2 separate regions of the Mus musculus genome follow, and region 2 is linked to region 1. The links are chromatin loops, found by intact Hi-C in ENCODE. Cell type or tissue: left cerebral cortex. All regions are shown on one strand.

Evidence for each region. A loop is a pair of places that touch in the nucleus more often than their neighbours do. Peaks named below come from ENCODE experiments on the same cell type or tissue, not always from the same donor. Only the 100,000 strongest peaks of a DNase experiment are listed, where the experiment ranks them.
Region 2: it touches region 1 in a loop (2.5-fold over the local background); 2 of 42 quality-filtered maps call a loop at or near these places.

The regions. Positions count from the first base shown.
Region 1 is chr3:36,726,668-36,734,667 of GRCm38, forward strand. No RefSeq gene overlaps it. Among named protein-coding and RNA genes, the nearest start is that of Trpc3, 41 kb to the left of the region's middle. In left cerebral cortex, no CTCF peak of the experiment used is centred here; DNase peaks (open chromatin) are centred at 3,664 and 6,601.
Region 2 is chr3:36,528,187-36,536,186 of GRCm38, forward strand. No RefSeq gene overlaps it. Among named protein-coding and RNA genes, the nearest start is that of Smim43, 11 kb to the left of the region's middle. In left cerebral cortex, a CTCF peak has its summit at 3,305; DNase peaks (open chromatin) are centred at 1,912, 2,370, 3,245 and 4,005; H3K4me3 peaks cover 842 bases; H3K27ac peaks cover 2,487 bases.

The sequences.
Region 1 (8,000 bases):
CTCGGCTTACAATTTTTTAATGGCGTTGATTCACTAGAATGAAATTTTCTTATCACGGAGTACAGGGCTGCGCACTCCTGCCTGCAGCCCCCTGTGGATCAGCTGCTCACTAACAGCCTGGAGTTGGCAGGAAGGGTGCTATGTCTTTGAAGATAATTTGGCTGTTCCCCCGGTGGACTTTTAAGGATTTCTCTTCTTCCTTGCTTCACTTTAAAGATTGTTACTATGTAGGCGCAGCGCCTTGAACTCATAATCCTGCCTCAGCTTTCCAAGGGCTGGAATTATAGGTGCCTGGCCCTCAAGGTTTTATATATATATATATGTGTGTGTGTGTGTGTGTGTGTATTCTGATGTTTTGCTCTGATTTGTCTAGAAGCAGATTTCTTGGTACTCATTGGTAGTTTGGGATTGCCTTTTAACACTTCTTAGAATCATTTTTCCTTTGTATTTTTCAGCCCAGTGTGTTCCCATATAATCCTCTACTTTCTCCCAACCCTTATTTTATATTATCATTAATTCACTTTTCAGCTTAATCTGGTATCAGACTCATGCATTGATTCTTGTTCAGTTTTAGTTACTTTTGTTTTAAGTTTTACAAGTTGTATTTTTAAAATCAGCTTTGTCAAGCTTCGCGGTTTGTTGCTTCCTACAGATGGCAGCAAGCTTATCTCTCACTCATCATAACAGATTCAGTGCAATTGCTTGCTAGTTTGTTTCTTTGTTGTTCAAGAAAATATCAACATCTTTCCCCAGATCTGGCCTTGTTCCAGACTGGAGAGACCTCCTGCCTACCTCTCTCATACCTGGTACTGTATGAGCATCAGGTACTGTAACTGACTCAGGATTCTCTTGTTGCTTGCTTTGACACCTGCCTTTTGGGGCCTGATTACTTAATGTTTCTGCAAGGGGCAGGTCTTACTTAAGTCTACTTTTTCCGTTCCTGGTTCTCTTTGTCTAAGATGTGTATTTGAGGATTTGTTAGGGGAAACAATTTGATTCATAAAGATGAAAGACATTTACTTTTTGTTTGTTTTTTGTTTCTACAGAGTTTCCTCTTTAAAATGAGGGTAAGTCTTGAGTTTGCAATTAAACCCAAGGATTAATTCCCTTTGGTATTCTTTTACTTCTAGTCGTGCTTCCCTGGGCATACTTCATATATATATATATATATATATATATATATATCTATATATATATATATAGATATATATAGATATACATACATACATAATACTCATATATATTTTCACTATTTTCAGCAAAGACATTGATTCATATACAGAGGAAACAGCTTCACTTCAAATCCACATTTTACTAATGTGCACCTGTGTGGCTTTGGGCAAATTAGCCTCAGTTTCTCCTCCATAAAGAGAGGTTAATGCTAGTACCCATATAGACTGGGGAGATAGCTCAGTGGATAAGATGATGGCTTTATGAATGTAAGTCTGGATTCCCAGAACTCCTGTGAAAATCTAGGCCTGGCAGTGGGAGACTGTAATTCCATGGTGGGTGTGGAGACATGATAGATTGATCCCTGGAAGCTTAGTGGCCATGTAGCCTAGTCTATTTGGTGAAGCTCCAAGCCAATGAGAGAGCCTGGCTCTAACAAAAGGGAGAAGGAGCCAGAGGACTGACACCTGAAGTTGTTCTGTGTCCTTTGTACATGAGCATCTGCACACATGACCCCCCCCCCACACACACACACAAACATGTGCTATTGCCTGTGTTATAGGATTGCATGAATCAGATAGTGCCTGTGGCAGGATTGGTTAATTATTAGTTATATATATTGTTAGCATTGTCATTGTGCAATAATTATTTCCTGGTTATCACCAACTTCAAAACTCAGCATCTTGTTTTTCATTGTCTTTTACTTTTCTCATAGAACATAAACTCAACATTTTTGTTTTCCACTGTAAGTTAAACTACCATTTTAGATGAGTCGATTAAGATATTCAAATTTGCATTATAAAAGCATCAATGCCAGTAATTGATGAATTGAGCACAGACAAGGTTATGTGGAGAAATGAGCAATCTAAAGTCTATCCAATAGCACTTTGACGTTTAAAAGAGTGCATTTAAAAAATCATCTTGATCCAAGAAGAATGAAGGAATAATTGCCAAAATCATTTGGACATAGAGCATACTATTTCTGTGCTTTAACTGGCACTTTAATTCTCAAAAATCTAAAATATATTAGTTCAAGCCTCTTCTTTTAAAATTTCCATATGTGCCCATCTTCCTGGCATCTCAGTCCTTTATTATTTACCATGACTCCAGACTCTTCGGGGGAGCCGTGACTTCATCCACAGGGCCGGGGTGTTTAGCACATGATTTTTTACATGACAGTCCTTTGATGGGACTGCTGCATTAAGCACCCTATTCAGGGACAGTGAAAGGACCGAGCTGAGAACATGGCTGCCTGTGAATGCCTCCTGGCAGAGCTGATTCCACAGGTCTGTCATTTGGAAGTAGAAAGCTCATCTGCCACCTCTTGATTCAGAATCTCAGATGGATGTGGCTCATGTTCCATGTGATACTAGGCTTGTCTTCAGAAAGGCTCTGCATGCTGATTCTGACATAGCTCAGTTCCCAGGACAAACAATGTCAGGGAAACTCAACCCATCCCCCAGCCCTTGTTAATTGCCTTGTAATCGATAAGCAATCGCCACCTCTAGGAAAGATTTCAGTGACTATAGTCGGTTCAGAGCAACATAAAACTTTTATATTCTTTCTGCTCACAATACATATAGACCTTTGCAAAAAGAAATCTTAGATTCTGTGACATGGGCACACTTTTAATCATTGTGAAAACCCAGGCGTTAGCCTCATCGGTGGTTAATAATGGCAGCTGTTTGTCTCAGTCCTAATGTTACATATTCTTACAGGGAGAGGCCAGGGTAAATGCAGGGCATGCTCAAGTCCAAGTTAGAAGGTCAAGTCTTCTCATTTGCCTCCTTATTGAGATTTTATTTTTGTAACCTGATTAGAATTCTCTATGGCTTTCTATCTTCTCCACTGATTGCGGTAATTTCTGCCATGTCTGTAGCTAATGACTTTGAGTAGATACACATTTATATTAATAGTGAAATATGTTTATAAATTGTATCTGCTATATTAGTATCCCCAAATTCCCAGATCTCAGCACTTCAAATGTGTAAGTCCTAAATTTAGGAAACAAACCTTTCTAAGCCACGCTGTAACTTGGAAAAATGGGTTGTCATCTTCCTTTCACTATGCTGACGCCACACATTTTACTCACTTGTAAAGGCCAGCGCCCTCTTGTCATCTGATGACCAGGATCCATCGGTTCTCATGGGTTGACTCCACTTGCTGTGATTAATCCTGAACAGTCACAGGGCACCATCCCAAGGACAGGTTTTATCTGTGATTCCCTATATTTCTAACTACAAACCAAAAATAGCTGTAAGCAAATATAAGGGTTGTTCTGCAGCTGTGAGGCCAACCATGTTTGGTGGGCCAGCCCCTATGGAGGACAGCCAGCTCTGTTGCCTTGGTTCACCCCCCCCCTCCCCAGCCAGAGTGTGACAACTCCTTTATGCATTCCTTTCCCCATTCCTGTGCTCTGTTGTCTGTCCCCTGCTCTCTTCCACTGCTCATACCTGTGTGGGTGGCTCCTTTCCTGTCTCCACCTTCTTTTGGTTTCTTTTCCGCTCAAGTCTGCAAAGCTAAGTCTTATCTTGCTTTTCTCCAAAGACAAAAAGGAGGAAGGTGCAGATGACACCCCTCCAATGCTCTGGTGGAGGTAACTGACACCCTGCTTACATATTATTCAGTCGATGAGTTTCGTGACAGCTGAGCAAGGGGCTGAGCTCTGTGCAGCTTCACAAGACAACAGTGACCCTAGCTCTGCCAATGTTCTTGTCCACTTCCCTCATCAGCCTTCTTCACATTCCTCCATCCACACTATCCTTTGAGGAGGCGCTGGCAATTTCTCCAAGCTGGAGAAGACGGCCAAAGCTGATAGAGCACACCCTGTTCTTACTTTGAACACATGACTTACAGGACTGGATTTCTTCATTGATGAAAAGGGACACAAGGAGAAATACCTCTATTTCCCTGGATGCTGTTTCTATGAGATGATGCCTGGATTTGCTCCAACCACATAAATAAAAATGCTTTCTTAAAAGACAGTACAGAAAGAAAATACATCAACTAGTTTCTGAATAAATCAGCCATGAACTCCTTCTACTTAGGATTCTTGGTATGTGAATCTTTTATTGTTTAGATTTGTTTAGGGTTTTTTTTTTCACTTACAGCTCAAAGCAGGTCAATTAATATATTTTAGTGGTCAAAGAATCTCTCTTATGTAAAAATATTTTCTCACATGAAGAAGAAGGAAGGAGGAGGAAGAGGTGGAGAAAAGAAGAAAGGAGGAGGAGGGAAGGGAAGAACAGAAGGAAATAGAGAAAGGAGGAAGAGGAAGAAGGGAGGAAGAGGAGGAGCAGAAGAAGGGAGAAGAGAAGGAGGAGGAGAAGAAGAGCAAGAAGAAGAAGATAAGAAAAAGAAGGAATACTGGTATAATATGTGAAGCAACAGGTAGTGGAATCTTCCAGAATCCATCTTTAGCCCCTAAGGAAGCCTGGCTCCCGCTCTTCACTTTCCCTCTCTCTTATGAGATGCTAAGGAGTTTATAGATGGGAAGCCAAGTAGCAGACATAGTAAGGAAAATGAAGATGTGAGTCCTCTAAATAGTTCTAGGGTGAAGTTCCCTGATGGTCAAGTGTAAGTGCTACAGAGGGCAGGAGACCTTCAATGTGCTTTGGCATGTTACCTTTGAAATGATCCTGTGAGTGACTTGCATCCAAGTTCAAGAATTTAGTAGCAAAATAGAAATAGAGTAAAGGGAGACCACTAAATAAATATTCCCTACAGCTATTGTTATGATCAGGATTGTCTATTGCAAACAACTCATTCTGGCTGAAGTTTACATTATCAGAAACTCTAAGGCGAACTGGGTTCTGGGACAGGTAGATACAGGCTCCAAATAATTAACCCCCTTTCTCTTGGATCTCTCCACTCCTGAGAAGTACAGATTTTTGATTCTGGGATAGGCCCTTCCCCAGTGCCCAGCCTAGCACCAGGATATAGGGCACCTGGGCAGAGACTGACGAAGGCCCAGGCTCTCAAGGAGAAGGTGGGTTATTCTGGGCAGACCCAACTGAGAAATGACAGCATCATCACAGTCATCGCATGAGTTAGTGCTGATGTTTTATCTTAGTAACATCAGCTCTTACAGGAAAGGCAAATGCTATTCAGAAGTCAGAGAACTTTCAATTCAGTGGAAATTTAAAATTTGATTTTTAAAATAACACAACAGTTGGGCTTTGAGAATTGGGTTACGACTTAGTCTTCTTCCCCCTACATTTTAATTAGAGTTTATTTTTTCCTTGGAATTTTCTTTTTTATTGGTTATTTTATTTATTTACATTTGAAATATTACCCCCTTCCTAGTTTCCCCTCTATAAGACCCCTGTCCCCTCTTCCCCCTGCCTCTATGAGGGTACTACCCCACCCATCCACCCACTCCTACCTTACTGCCCTAGCATCCCCCTATGCTTGGTCATCGAGTCTCTACAGGACCAAGGGGCCTCCCAGTGATGCCAGATAAGGCAATCCTCTGCTATATATCCAGCTGGAGCCATGGGTACCCCCTGCGTTGTCTTTTGTTGGTGGTTTAGTCCCTGGAATCTCGGGGGGGGGGTCTGGTTAGTTGATATTGTTGTTCTTCCTATGGGTTGCAAACCCCTTCAGTTCCTACAGTCCTTGCCCTAACTTCTACATTGGGGTCCCCACACTCAGTCCAGTGTTTGGTTGTGTGCCTCTGCTTCTGTATTGGTCAGGCTCTGGCAGAGCCTCTCAGGGGACAGCTATACCAGGCTCCTGTCAGCAAGCCACTTCTTGGCATCAACAATAGCGACTGGGTTTGGTATCTGCAGGTGGGTGAGGCAGTCTCTGGATGGCCTTTCCTTCAGTTTCTGCTCCACTCTTTGTCCCTGCATTTCCTTTTGACAGAAGGAATTATGAATTAGTATTTTTGAGGTGAGTGGATGGCCTCATCCCTCAACTGGGGGTCGTGCCTATCCACTAGATAATGCCTCTACAGTTTCTATTTCCCCTTTGTTGGGTATTTCAGCTAAAGTCCTCCCTGTTAGGTCCTGGGAACATCTTGAGTCCCTGGCATCTGGGACTTTCTAGTGGCTGCCCCCATTTCTCCTCCCCCACTGCTACTCATCTACTTTCAAATTCCTGACCCTCTGTACTTCTTTCCCATCTCCTCCCATATCTGAACTGCCCCCCCCCTTATCTAAGCAACAATTAAGGAGCTTCAGCCGTGTTGGCCATGACTGGGTTCATATCAGCCTTTGATTGCCTCAAGAAAAGACAATTTAGTCAGAGAGTTGCCATCACACATTAAAAGACAGTGTAGGTCCCATCCTTTCTCTTCAACAGCTTGTATCAAAACCTACCAGTCTCACTGAACTTGCAGTGTTATGGGCAAAAGTCCCAAAAGGAGTTCCCATAAAGTGGGAGGCATACTTCAAATTTCCAACAGACCTTTCATGTGATGTGTATTTAGGGATTTGCCTTTTAAAGAACCAGCTCTCTGCATGAATTAGAGGATGCCTCATCTTCACTGGCGCAAAGACAAAGACATTAGTTTCTTGTCCCGAAATAACAAGACATTCTTTCTTTCAAATAGAGGTACTTTGAAAACATCGAGGTAATTTATAGATACCGTGTAACTGTGAGACATCATGTTGTTCCAAAGGCTGAAGAAAAATTAGCTATGTAAGAGGTGGTTTATCTGAGTCAAAACTATGGAACGGCTTTTCAAGGAGTTTTCCTGCATCTCATGCAAACCAAATTCCATTTTAAGTCATCACCTGATGGACCATGCAGTGTTACAGGCAGTGCACGAAGCTAGGCCTACGATGGGAGTTAAGGTCTTGACCAAGCAATGACACATCAAAACAAAACAAAACAAAACAAAACAAAACAACAACAACAAAAAACCCTCCTCTAAGTCATTCAATATCATCTTTCTACATTTTATTAATGGACCAACATTCATCATCACAATGTACAGTAATATATTGCTTAACTCAGAGGGAAAAAAATCAAGTGTATGAAAGTAAAATTGACTACAGATGTTTTTCCCTTGTAAGGAAGAAATGTCATAATTTCATTTCAGCAGAGAAGTATGTAAATCTCCGCACTGCTTCTTTGTGGGAAGGGCAGAGTGAGAACTGGAGTAGGAGCCTCTAGCTCAGAGTCTTTGACCATTCCGAGGAGCCGGGAGTAGCGACATACACCTCGAACAGCACTGGGGGCTGAAGAGGAACGATCCCAAACTACATAACAAGCTCAAAGCTAGCTCAGGTGCATGAGTTACACCTTGCCTCATAACATTTTTTTTTTTTAAGGACTCAGTCTTGTATTGGGAGATAATGACTGGGCAGAGGGATTGTGCTCTGTCCTGTCAAGACCAGGAAGACCTGTTGTTAATGCTAGGTTTTGTGGCAGCAAAGGAGGCAGAGTAAGGGCCAAGTAACAGCAGAAAGCTACAGTGATGATGTCGCCAGGACTCTTCAAGAGCAGCTCTGCAAGCACAGGTGTCTCCTGCTGCCTAAGAGACGGGTAGCAAGACCCTCAGCACATGCGTGAAATCACAGCAAAGACCAAACCTGGACAAAAGCACTGAGACGCCATGGCTGTCACCGAGGATGATCAGCTAAATGGCCATTTGCTGACTCCGAGGGAGGCAGTGGGTTAAGTGTAGCTCTGTTGAGCAGGGAACTGACTCAGTCACAAGTGGATAGAGCAGGAGGGCAGAGACTCTGGCCACACAAAGTATGTCATGTTTAATACTTACAAATTACTTAACTGTGGGGCTTTCCACTTACTATTTTTGAAGTATGATTAACCAGGGATTACTGAAACCAGAGAAAGTAAAACCACAGGATGAAGAGGGCTTG
Region 2 (8,000 bases), 200 kb before region 1:
GAAGGGAACCAGAATAGAATGTGGACATATTTTAGTCCCTAAGCTTACCTGTTGGGGCTGCTACAGGATGGAGGCAGCTTTGTAGTGGGGAGTGGGGCGGGGGTGGGGTGGGGTGGGGGGAGAAGGCAGGGGGCAGGGGCGAAGGAGCAGGAAGCTTCCAGAACCTGTATAAAGCTGGCTCAGTTTGGTCTGAAATGAACAAGAGAAACAAAAGAAGCATTCTGTTCCACGCTCTGATCTTGAGAGGTGGTGTGATCGTGATGGACAGGACTGGATTCTTCTGCACATTTTCCTAGGTGCTGTGGGCCATGAGAACTGAGTTAGTTGTAGATAGCTCTGATTAGTTAAAGTAGCTTTTAAAGCTCTTCATTACGTTCTGGGATGGAATCCACACTCTGTGGATGTCTCCAGGCCCCAGGACATGCTGTCCAAGTCAGTAAAGGCTGAAAGCAGCCCCGGTCATCATGGCCAATAATATCTCATACGTCCTCTAGCCATACTGCCCACAACACTGTGATGCACACATTTTCCTTGCCTCTGGTTCATTCACCAATATAGCTCCATGTCCATTTTTAAGTGATTCAAACTGGAATCTTGAAACACAGTCTCTTGAAACTGTCCTTATTCATGCTTATTAAACGTCAGATGAGGATTGGAAAAGCTGTGAGGCTATCCTCATCTGTGGGAGGGCAGAAAGGTGAGTCATTCTACTTGAAGATGTTGTATAAAGTTAACTAGCCAACAGCTGTCACATCAACCCAACAACAATATCCACAGTTCATACCTTCTCTTCTCCACTCCATCCCATGGGAATAGCTGAGATGGTTATGCAATGCTTTTACAATGAGATACTCTTCAGGAGACAAGACATCTGTGATGAGTTACTTATGATGGTCTCATATAACCATCTAGGGATGTCAATGAGGAGGAAGAGAGAAGGGAAGACAGGAAAGAAGCAGGGATACCTGGGAAGAGATTCTGTAAGGGTCTTAGGATTACTACTGCTATGATAAAAACAAACAAACCAACCAAAATCAAGTTACTGAGGAAGGAGTTTATTTGACTTATATTTCACGTCATAATCCATCATTGAAAGAAGTCAGGACAGGAACTCATGTAGGGTAGAAACCTAGAGGCCAGGAGCTGATGTAGAGACAATGGAGGGGTGCTTCTTATTGGCTTGCTCATCATGACTTACTCAACCTGCTTTCTTATAGAACCCAAAGCCACCAGCCTAGGGATGGCACCACTCACAGTAGACAGGGCCTTCCCATATCAACCACTAATTAACAAAATGTCCTACAGGCTTGCCTGCCTATAGCCCCACCTTATGAAGACATCTTTCCAACTGAGGTTTCCTCTTCCCAGATGACTCAGGTTGACAGAAAATTAGGCAGCCCAGGTGTGATGGTTTGTATATTCTTGGGACAGGGAGTGGCACCATTTGGAGGTGTGGCCTTGTTGGAATAGGTGTGACCTGATTGGAGTAGGTGTGTCACTGTGGGTGTGGGCATAAGATCCTCACCCTAGTTGCCTGGAAGTCAGTCTTCCACTAGCAGCCTTTGGATAAAGACAGAGAATTCTTAGCTCCTCCTGAACCATGCCTGCCTGGATGCTGCCATGCTCCCACCCACTTTGATGGTAATGGACTGAACCTCTGAATCTGTAAGCCAGCCCCATTTAATTGTTGTTTTTTTATAAGACTTGCCTTGGTCATGGTGTCTGTTCACAGCAGTAAAACCCTAACTAAGACACCAGGGCTGTAGGATGATCCCAGAATTTATCACATAGAAAACTTCTGCAAAAAACAGTTGAGATTCTCTTCTTGGCATGGAATGCCTTAAACACAACAGATGATGTATCAAATCCATCCATTACTGAAGACACACATTAAGTGGCAGAGTGCAATCGTGACCAAGCAGGATTTGTTTACATTAGAGTCTTCTGGTAAGTTAGCCAGGAATATTGGAGTCAATATGACTGTGGTTAACCTGAGACTTGGATTGATACTGTCATGGAGCAAAAGAAAGAATCTTAGCATTATTGAGCAGCAAATCTTTGCTCAACCCAGTTTTATTTAACAGTGGTGAGGCTGCTGACACCAACAAGGTCTACAGACTCTATAGGAACTGATGATGCTGGGAGCTGCGTGAGCTTAAGCACAGGTAAAGTATGGCTAAGGCTAAAATGGGCTACCCAAAGACGAAAAGAAAGTGAAGGGAAAGGGCCCTTCGTTTATAACCCAAGGCCTCCTTGGTGAGTCAGTAGCTTGTCAGATCTGGCTACTCCTTCAGCCGCAGCCTGAGCGCTCACATCTGGTGCTCCAAGCTGTTGTTCACACATCCACAGTGAACACTGAGACAGCCAGACTTGGATCCCAGCCCTGGCCCCCAACACTCTATCCTTTTCTATGCGACACAGTGCTGTGAGCTGCCCTGGTATTTCAAGTGCTGTTAACTTGGGCACTCTACCCTGCCAGCTGGGTCTCCTGGACACTTTCAGTTACCACTGAGACCCAGTGTTCTTAATCAGAATTCCGACTTGATTCAGGAGTCTCCCTCTTCCCTTATGGCATGGATAAAACTGAGAAGTGGGTCCTGAATGGTCTAAAAATGCACTCGGAGAATAGAATGATTTCTTATTTTTGGTCCACAAGAGAGCCTGTGGCCTACATTGACTTAATCTAATGGAAATATATGAGTAAGCCTTCCCGAAAGCTGAACAGTGCTTCATCATCTGTAGGCATACAGGCTGTTGAGTGGGGAGAGATGCAAAACAGTGAAGTCTAGATACCACAGAATCACGGCCCGGGCTGGAGGCACAAAGGACTGATCAGTACTACAGAGCTCGCTGTCATTGGGTTGGGAGGGCCACCAAAGTGCTGGAGGAGTTGACTCCTTCTGCAAGAGGTAGGGGCCAGTTATCTGCCACTTCCCAAGATACCTCAAGAAGCCAGGGGCAGGGAGGTTTCCTCCACAGCAGGTGGTCCAGATGATCTCCACAGGAGGGAAGAGAGAAAAGACTTAGGAAGCCCAAGAGAGTTTCTGCCCTGAAGGTTAATGTGATCCTACAATACACACTTAAGGATTTTCTCTCTGTCTCTCTTTTTCCCTCTCTATTCCTCTCCCCTTCCGTTCCACCCTCTCTCCTTTCTTCTCTCCCTTCCTGTTCTTTTTTTCTTTCTCTCCTCTTTCTCCATATATAAGCAAATGAGAATGGCATCCAAGTTTCTGCTGGCAGTCAGCCTGCATCCTCCAGAAACAGCCCCAGGGTAAACTCACTGGATAACGCATGGCAAAGCAAACAGACAGAGCCTGTAGCCCTGGTGGCACTGTTGGCCTTGCAATCCAACCAGTCCCCAAGGCTTGCTTTTGTCCTATTTTGGACAAAACCACATTATATCATCTTAAAATTTGGCATTTCTGAGAGTACTTTGCAGAAACCATCACTTTTCTTATCTGTCAGATGATGCTAAAATAGTTTAAAGACATCCAGTAGTTGAATTGTAACTAAGCAGAATAATGTGTAAAGCAAGCAAAGAAAATATACGCACAGCTCGTCGGGATCTTTTCCTCTGGAGATCTCAACAGGTACAGTTTAATTGTATTTATGCACACTCTGATCTAACGAACGTGCTGCCATTAGAGGAATAAATCGCAACCCCTAAACAAGATGTCCAGTTTCAGAGGTGTAAATGGACTCTAGCCCTTTTCCTACAAGGTCAGAAGCCATGGGTGATAAATTCAACAGCGAAGAGACTGTCCTATTCTTTTCTTTATGACCCAGAGAGCATGTAAAAAGAAAATGTTCAGGGTACTGATAAACCTAAAAGTACTTGACTACCAATACGCCCTTGTAGGTTTCGCCCCATCTGAAATCTGTTGGTCGGATTACACTCAATAATGAAACAGAAACTTTGCCATACCCAAAAGAAGTGCTTGTTCCTTCTCCTCCGGCGCCGCCGCCGTCTGTGCTCTTTATAATCAATCACTCTGTGGGTTGTAGGGCTGAGCTACGGGCTCGGAACTTCACGATACATCAAGAATTTCTCCGCCCACCCAAGCTGTACCACAGCCACCTCTCATAACTCAGTGCCCAACACCGCTGTACCTCACCCGTTTCCCTCTTTTTCTCCTGTATTTGCCGGCTGGAAGGGTTTCTGCAGGAGGAAACCAGCCAGACGTCAGCTTTGTTTGCTGACACCTTGGTTATTTACCAAGTGACACCCCTTCCCCCAGCCCCCTCCCGCCCCTGCGGAATTCCCTTGGATTCTCAGGTGCTGTGGAAAAAGTGGGTAAAAGCTTAATGTTAGAAGCAGACTCCCCCATTTCTGCCTTCACTATTGACTTTAATATGGGTTAAATAATAACGGGATCTCCAGTCTCCCTATTGTTCAACCTCCAAACTCGTTTCCAAAGTCTTGGAATTTCTATTTCTCAGGTAAAAGGAGATTTATGTTTCTATTGTGCAGACTGGTTTTTCAAACCAACAGACCACAGATTGTTTCCTGAGAGCCAGGTCGACTTGATTTGAAAACAGCCGACAACAACGACTTAAAAACTTGTAACGTGTGTTTATATAAACGCTCATCACAAATATTCCGCTTCTATTAAGCTTTGTTTACTTGCAAAGGTCATGAAAGAGCTATAGAAGGTTCTCCCTGCGGCCGCTGGGGGTCATTTGCTGAGTCCTGATGCCTAAGAGAGCAGGTGACCTGGCCCAGTTAAAATCTTTGCCTCGCACATTGTGGTCTCTGTGAGTGTTTGGATCTCAGCTCTACCATATGTAAGGGGCCAGCATTCTGGACAGTCTTTGCTGGCACAAGTCCTGAACTCTGGCCATGGTGGTAGCTTCTTTGTGTCTCTGTCCCCCTAAATTAGGGACATACACACAATTATCTCCACATCCTCTAGTTCCAAGACTCAAAGGGCTTACGTTCTTTCTGCCAAAACCAGGGGTGGTGGAAGAGGGAGATTATCCGGGTGAATTGTCCCCAGCTGCTATAATGATAGGCATGGTTCAAAATCCAAAGTGCCTTTTTTTCCTGGAGAGCAATTTGCTCTTGGAAGGACCTTGACCCACATCAGAGACTTCTGCAATCTCCAGCAGTCCAGACATTATTCCCTTTGCCTTTAGCTAGTTATTCCATGTAAGGAACTGTTTCTAACCAGCCACTTCACTGCAAACCAGGAAGCACGACTGAGCACAGCAGGGCAGTTCCCCAGAGGAAATCATCAAGGCCACAGGGGCAGGCCCTGCCTTTCTTTTAACTCTTTCTTCTGTGGTGAAAAGTCTCTCTCCTGTGTTTTGTCTTATAGAAAACCTGGGCACCAGCCTGAACCAGCTGCTGAGGTATTAGAGTCTCTTTGAAACTGAAAGGACTCTGCCCCCAGAGGCTCCCAGTTGTTGACACAGACCTCTCCAAGTTCCTTGAGCAAGCCCAAAGCACTTCCTACTTGGAAAGGGTGTGAGAAAGGCAGCCATGTTAGTGAGGCTGTGGTGAGCAGTATTGCTTGCTGGTGTTTTGTTGTTTGTTTGAGGTTGTATGATGGTTTGTTTTCTGCCTTTTATTTTTCTCCCTTTTTCATTCTTTGTTTCATATATATATATATATGTGTGTGTGTGTGTGTGTGTGTGTGTGTGTGTATGTATATATATATATACACACACATATATATATACATATACACACATATATGTGTATAATTTTATTTATTTATTTATTTATTTATTTATTTATTTTTAAACAGGGTTTCTTTGTGTAGCCCAGGCTGTCCTTGAACTCACAGAGTAATAATAACGGGGTCTCCAGTCTCCCTACTGTTCAACCTCCAAACTCGTTTCCAAAGTCTTGGAATTTCTATTTCTCAGGTAAAAGGAGATTTATGTTTCTATTGTGCAGACTGGTTTTTCAAACCAACAGACCACAGATTATTTCCTGAGAGCCAGGTCGACTTGATTTGAAAACAGCCGACAACAACGACTTAAAAACTTGTAACGTATGTTTATATAAACGCTCATCACAAATATTCCGCTTCTATTAAGCTTTGTCTCTTTTTTAACCAGGCTGACCTTGAACTCACAGAGATCTGCCTGCCTCTGCTTCCCCAGAGCTGGGATCAGGAGGCGTGCGCCACCATGCCTGACTTTTGTTTCATAGTCTATATAACAAATTTTAATCAGTTTCGTCCATTCCCCTTCCCTACCTCCCTCCCTAACCCACCTGACCTCTTCTTCCCCTCCTACTTTCCTGTCTTTTTTTCTGTGTGTGACCCACTGAGTTGCCAGTACAAGAATGGCTATGAGGTTCTCTACCGGAGCACAGGCAACTTGTCAATGGTGACATCACTGAAGAATGGCATCCCCTTTCCCATGATCTATAACTTCTAGTCCCTCTGAGAGGCATGGGGTTTCATGGGCCCCTCCTTGTAGCTGTAGACCTTGGCCCTAGCTGTCCCTGCTTGCATAGTATCCATTGCCATCAGGTTCGCTGACCACTGACATTCCCTCATAGGAAGAGGGGTTAGCAGAGTTATATTGGCTGTTTACCTGAGAGTCCACAGCTCCTCGGAGGCATTTGTCAGCAACCCTTCCCAAATTATGCATGACTTCAGAGTCTTGGTAGATACAAGAGTACATACACTAGGGGAGGCTGGGGAAGAGGGGCACCTGTGAGGGAAACCGGCATTAGTGCTGATTAAAGACTTTCCAGTGGAGCTGCTTTGGGGGGTCACCTACGCTCTGGCAGGCAACCCTTCCCCCATATTATAGGCGAGTGGGCTCTATAACAAACAGTTGGTTACCTGGGGCAAACTTTGGTGCAATTGTTCTTTGGTTTGTCCTTGGGAACAAATGAAGAAGGGATAGATATAGTTTATGTCTCCCCAGGGAAGAATCCAGGATGGAATGAAGATAGGAATGTTCTTATCCAGGTATTGTACAGATAACCAGAGCGGCAGTGAGTTTGTTCCTGTGGTCTTTAGGCCACATACCAATGTATTGTCTGGGCTTAAGATGTGAGAATCCTGCATTTTTTCACCCCAAGGAAAAGGATTCTATTAGTTAGTCTTCAGCTAATTTTGAGTATAAATTTGTCTCATTTTATATATTTCTTTAGCAACAGTGAGTAATACTTGAACAATATTTGTTACCAAGTAGTTGGTAATCTGTGATCTGCATCTCCTTTTATAACACAATAATCATTTCACAGAAGTATCAGAAAGCTGGTTTACCCATGAACTGCATTTTTAATGAATTTCCCAAATTCACTTTGTTATGGAAAAATAATACCTACACTCAGCTTGAACACAAACAGAATATTAGTAAAAGAATGTTTGTTGTATCTGCCATTCTTTAAAAACACTATGAATAAATATTTGTAAAAATTAGCTCACTCACAGTGACAGTATATCTAAAGCTACTTTTCACACTGCAATTTATTTTTATAATGTGAAATTAATTTGTGAGATAAGTTTTGCAACAATGCCGGCTGTACTCTCCAGTTATGAAATGCATATAAAAGTAATTGTAAAAACAGTTGTATGTTTTAAGTGAATTATTAGTGCAGGTAATCTTTTTACTAGAAGGTTAATAATGGAAATATGAAATTTGTTTAAATTTATTACTGTAGATACAACTTTGAGAACTTTACTTGTCACCCCAGAATATGAAGCATTTTCAAGAAGCATATAACATTAGACTCTACTTCCCATTAGAAGGTGGTGACTTCCTGTCGGAGCACTGGAAGCCTGGGCTTCATTCCTAAGAACTGGGGGCTCCAACTCTCTCTTTGCCCAGTTGCCCTGTCTACAAACCAGGCCAGGCATAAGTCAATCTTTCCTGCTATGAAGTCTCAGGTCTTTACCAATAAAAGAAAGTTTATGAACAAAAGTTTTATTTTGGGTCATGGCTTTGTTGATAGCCTCACTAAGTAAGAACTGGCTGCCTGCCTGTTCTAACACAGTTCGCCTACCTCCAGAATGCTTGACTATCCTGGCCAA